Regions from separate parts of the Homo sapiens genome. Here region 1 is linked to region 2. The links are chromatin contacts, found by Hi-C in ENCODE. All regions are on one chromosome and are shown on one strand. Each heading gives the region's core, a stretch centred on a gene start or an enhancer-like site at or near the end of the contact. The rest is flanking DNA. Distances are from core to core; before and after follow the strand shown.

Evidence for each region. Hi-C counts contacts between places; a loop is a spot of excess contacts on that map. Pooled maps may share reads with other maps.
Region 1: a loop to region 2 is called in a pooled map, with 2.5 times the contacts of the local background. The contact joins two enhancer-like sites. A Hi-C loop is called at or near these places in 1 of 168 maps with a recorded cell type or tissue (CD14-positive monocyte), 1 of 37 single-sample maps with no recorded cell type and 4 of 50 pooled maps.

Annotation. Positions count from the first base shown.
Region 1 is chr12:108,615,765-108,618,464 of GRCh38, forward strand. No RefSeq gene overlaps it. Among named protein-coding and RNA genes, the nearest start is that of SELPLG, 17 kb to the right of the region's middle. RefSeq lists enhancers at 1,528-1,987, 2,568-2,617. Within about 2 kb of position 1,352, at least 14 of the 41 ENCODE cell types and tissues checked have a DNase peak (open chromatin) inside an H3K27ac peak, as active enhancers do; they include CD14-positive monocyte, where a contact is called at or near this core.
Region 2 is chr12:108,311,731-108,314,430 of GRCh38, forward strand. All of the region lies in intron 2 of CMKLR1 (chemerin chemokine-like receptor 1), which reads right to left. Among named protein-coding and RNA genes, the nearest start is that of CMKLR1, 26 kb to the right of the region's middle. Within about 2 kb of position 1,306, at least 23 of the 41 ENCODE cell types and tissues checked have a DNase peak (open chromatin) inside an H3K27ac peak, as active enhancers do; they include CD14-positive monocyte, where a contact is called at or near this core.

The DNA.
Region 1 (2,700 bases), core at 102-2,601, 300 kb after region 2:
GTTTATTCAGAGTAATATTTCCTTGCACAGATGGACCACAGTTTATTTATCCATTCACCAGCTGATGGATATTTGGGTTGTTTTCAGTTTGGGGATCTTATGAACAAAGCTGCTGTACACATTTGTAGCAGTCTTTGTATGAACATCTGTTTTCATTCTCTTGGGGAGATACCTAAGAATGGGATTTCTGGCTTGGATGGGGAGTACATGGTGAGTACACGTCTAACTTTATAAGAAACTGCCCAACTGGTTTCCAAAGTGGCTGTATCATTTTGCATTCCCACCAGCAACATGTGAGTGTTCTAGCTTCTCCACATCCTCACCAGCACTGGGTGTTGTCAGTCTTTCTAATTCTAGTCCTGCTGGAGGGTGTGAAGTGGCATCTGACTGTGGCTTTAATTTGCATTTCCCTGATGGCTAATGACCTCAAGCATCTTTTGCAACAGCTTTCCTGGAACCTCCACCTGGAGGTTGAGCAGGCCCTGAGACCCAACTTGGCTGAACCCCAGCTCAGGACACTCCTCTTACCACCAGCCCTGCAACCTCCTTCCATGGCTTTCCCAGCCACCCCGTGGCACCCTCATCAGGATAGCTGCCCAAGTCAGAAACCTGAGATTTCAACCTCCTTTTTCCTCACTTCCAACCCATCAGCAACTCCTACCCTTTTCTTCCCAATTACCTCTCGATTCCACAACTTCTTTGCACCCTGCTCTAGTCCAGGTTCTCCTCATCCTCACACAGCCTCTTCCTCCTCCATGCGGCCACCCTGGCTCCTTCCAGCTGCCCCCACCTTGTCTGCTCCCCTAGTGCAAACTCCTGTGCCCATGATGCTCCCACTGCCTGGAACTTTCTTCCCTCTATCCCTTCCCTCCCAAGTCAATAACTCTGTGTCCTTCAAGTTTCAACCATGATTTTCCTGACCCATGCCCCCCAGCTCTGGCCCCATTGCTCCCAGCATCTCTCCTCTGGGCTCAGGGCCCAGCCATAATCTGACATAATCTGATCTTTTCCTGGGTGATTATTTGATCAATCTGTCCCCCTCTAGACCATGAGCCCCAAAGGGGTCTCGAACTCCTGGCCTCAAGTTATCCGCCCACCTTGGCCTTCCACAGTTCTGGGATTACAGGCCTGTCCTACTCACATGGCATCCCAGGGCCTCTCACAGTGCCTGGCACATTCCATAGTAATCGGTGGCTTGGTTGAGTGGCAAAGAGGGATGGGATCTGGGGAAAGAATTTGGGGAGCCCCTGCCAGATCAGCTGCTGGATGAACCACCCCCAGGGTGGCAGCCCCAGCCTGTAAGAGACAAGGGACCTGGAACAAACTGAGCCCATCATCCCCCGCCCCCCATTTCCTGTCTACCCTCCTTCCTTCCCTGCTGGCAGAGCTGAAGTCAGCACAGTGTGGTTTCCTAACCGTGCAACCGGCTGGAGCAAGTGGTTCAGCTTTCTGAACCTCGGTTTCCCTGGCAAGAAAATGGAACAATCATTGCACCCACATTATGAGGTTGAGTCCTAAATGAGATAATGCAGACAAACTGTTTGACAAGGCACTAGGTATGCAGTAAGTGCTCAGTAAAGGCCAGCTGCTTGCCCCCGGCCATCCCTCTTAGTCCTAGGCCCCAGCTCTGCTGTGTTGTGTTCTCTGCAATGAGAGGGCTGCGCTGTACTCGGTTACCCTCCCAAGGAACAGCGCCTTCCCTCAGCAGCCAGGAGCCACAGAGGGTGACTAATGGGGGACTTCCAGGCCCCAGGGCAGGTCAGCAGGGCTGAGGTTTTGGGGCGTGGGATTCCCCCAGAACCCCGCTGTGATCTCAAGGACAGCGTGACACAGTGGTAAGATCCTGGCTTTCAGGTCTGGGTTCCAATCTCAGATCCTCTTCATGACCTGGGGCAGGTGACTTCACCTAGCTCTCATCCTCAGTTTCATCTTCTGTAAAATGGGGAGAATACTAGAACCGTCTGTGAGAGCTGTTTGAGGGGATTCACGGGGATATTGCAGCTGTGTGTGTGTTCAGGATGTGTTTGCTGAATGGATGAGTGGGGTGATTCAGGCTGGTGGTCCTCAAGGGCATGGGAGGCCCAGGCAGGAGGGGAGGGCACAGGGGTGTGCAGGAGCCAGACTATATCTGCCCGTGAGAGCTAATCAACAAAATTTTCAGAATTTTGTGTCAGTTGTTTAATAAATTAAATTCTATTATATTAAAAGCCAAGGTCATCAGTACTCAAAACTCACCAATTCCTAATAATTGTACTACATTATCCGATGATCGATGCCCTTGTTACTAACACCTATTGTATCATCAACTATATAATGGTTGGTAGCTCAAAATCGGCTGTGGGAGTATTTACATGGAAGACATTGGCAAATGCTACAAATCAGGACTTTTTCCCATTGGAAGCCAGTTGTTAAACACTTAACAGCACGCCACTGGCTTTGGGGCTCCTTCCTGGCTAAATGATCTCCAAGTCTGGCCCAAGGGAAACGCAGGCTTCCACCTGCTCTAAGAGCTGGCGGCGGGCGCCCCCTGGTGGCCGCTTCAAGCACCCGGCTTCGCCCACCCTGAATGAAATCCCACACCTTGGAGAGAGAGAAAACTGTAAAGGGAAGGTGGCCCTCTTCCAACGCAAATGGAAATCTGTGGTTACACAGCATCCTCAGGAGCTGTCAGGAAATAGGGGAAAGCTCCCAGGAAGACGA
Region 2 (2,700 bases), core at 56-2,555:
GAGCATGGGCATTAGCCTCCCTTCCCCTTGGACAACCCAAGTGAAGTCAGCGACCCCTGACCCAGGACAGGGCTGCAGGACTCATGGGAAGCCCCAGGCTGGGGGCACGGAAGGACTGCTGGGGGGACCTCAGAGGCCAAGTCCTTCCAAACCAACCTGCTCCCTGTGCTTAAGGAGCCCAGTACCCCGAGCATGGTTCAAAGCACCTGGGCCTCTGCTCTTGCAGGTCCCTCTGCCTGGGGTGTGCTTTCCACAAGCATCCCCTTGCTTCTCCCAGCCTCATGTGCACAAATCCAGGCAGAGCAAACAGCAAGGTGACAAGAGGAAAGAGACCCATCCTGTTACGTGCCAGGCACCTAGCTGTGAGCTTGACACCCCCTCATCTCCTTGTGTCCTGACAATCCATCTTCCCCCTGGCCTGAGGACATTACCTCCATTTCACAGATGTTGAAACTGAGGCTGTAAAAGGAACCAGATCAGGATCGCCAGCCAGTGCCCAGTGGAACCAGGACTTGAACTCAGATCTGTGAGAACTCAAAGCATCTATGCCCTTATCACAGCATTTCCAAGCATCGTGGATGGGCTGACAGGCCCCTTTCATCACAAGACTGTGAAACGTGTCCAGGCAGCATTCCTTCCTCTCCCTAGGACTTCCCTTACAGCCTACCAGCACGGCTTCTCCATGGGGAAGAGCCCTCACCCACTGCCTGTCACAGGGTCCTGGGGTGCAGCTATGGGGTGAGAGGAACCAAAACTGAGAGTCTGGGGCTCATGGAATCCACCCCCTGCTTATTAGGCACAGACGGCATACTCAGTGCCTCCACTCACAACAAACCTTCGAGGTAGATATTTTCATTCCCATTTTTCAGATGTGGAAATCAAGCCATAGAGAAGCAAGGGCACTGGCCCAAGATCTCACAGTAGGAAGGGGCAGAGGAGAGATCTGAATCTGCACTGCCTGACTCTGGAGTCCAGGTCTTCAGTGACGGTCACTGTCCTTTATGTTCTGTGGCTTGCCTGCTGCACACGGGGCCCTGTGATCTCATATCAGTTGTCCCCACCTGTGCAACTTCCGCACCTTGCACATTCACAATGCTACCTCACTGACTTGGGGTACTTAGAGACTCCAAATCACCCCCCTCTGCACAGTCTCCACAGGCTGGCCAGACTCCCAGGGCAGGGAGTCTGTAGAGGCCTGTCCAGCCACATGGAGCTTTGAAAAATCCCAGAGCCCTGAGCTGCCCCAGGGTCCTCCTGCCTAGGCTGCCAGCCACGAGCACAGAGGCCTTGGAGTGCTCAGGCAGGCTCTGGCCCCTTGGAATTCCCTGGCTCCAGCCCAAGCAGCTGACAAATGGACTGGCACCACTGCCAGCAATCAGGACGGTGGAGTATGAGATCCCACCCTGTTCCCAGGCACAGGGAAGGAGGGGCAGGCTGCCCTTCCTTTTGACCCTGTCACCAGGCTGTCACCTCTCCCAAGGCAAAGCCCAAGCCTTGACCTAGGAGGGGTCTTGCTGGAAAAATTGCCCCCCACCCTACCCCACCCCACCTTCCATGGAAAACAAAAAGCTGCTCGAAGACCAGAGGAAATTCTAGAATCCTAAAAGTCATTGCTAGAGAGGCTTTAGGATCAAGGGGTCTCACACCCTCATCTTACAGGAAAAGGGAAGTGGCTCAGTGCAGCTGACAGCTTAAGCCTCACTCAGTTACAGCAAATCCACATGTGAATCCCAGCTTGGCCCTTCCCATGCTATGTAATCTTGGATTACTAAATCACAGACTCCTCGTCTGTAAAGGGGGTCAATGTAAAGATTTCATGAGATCATATACGTAGGGTGCATAGGGTGACCAGTTGTCCTGGTTTGCCAGAAACCAAGGGGTGTCCTGGGATGCAGAATGTAAAGTGCTCAAACTGGAATGTCCCAGCCAATCAGGGCCCGCTGGTCACTCTATGAACATGAAGAGACTGGCTCAAACAAACATGCCCTTTGGCTGTTATGTTTAAAGAGAGCTATGTCTGGAGTCAGCTATCAGTGAGTTTGAAACCCCCACCAGTAGAACTTCTAGAAAGACTTGTCAAGTCATTGGAAAGCTCTTCCTTTTTTTCACTACACTGACCTTGAGCAAACTGCCACATTCGTGTCAGTGTTGGTTTAGGCCCCTGGAGTCACACAGGACAAGCCAGCCACCTCCCTCCCCAGGCAGCAGCCACTTCCTCCCTTTAATCTCCGCCAGCACTTCCTCTGCATCATTCTTAACCCTTTGCCAGCCGACCCCCACCAGGCCAACTGAGCTGCTCTCCTGGGTTGGGGAGGGGTGCCACAATATGGTTTTGCTTGCAGGTTTGTCGATTTTTTATTTTTGTTCACTTAATTATTGGCGTGATGCAGCTGTGGATGGTGGGAGGTTCAAAAGAGGCTCACTTATACAGGGAACATAAATTAAAGTAAAAGAAGGAAGGGAAACATGTGTAGAGACAGAAAATGGAGTCACGGCTAAGGGTGAAATGCAGGGGACACAGAAGTTCCTAGACACTGACAGTGGCTGGACCATACACTGGAACCCCAGCTTCCTGAAAGGGGGACCCAGTTACATGAGTCACATGCTCCTTGCTAAAAACCAAACCCACTCAGGGGAATAGTAAGGCTTCCTGATGCTAGGAGCAGAAGGACTGTCTCCAGAAGCCTGTGGAGAGAAGAC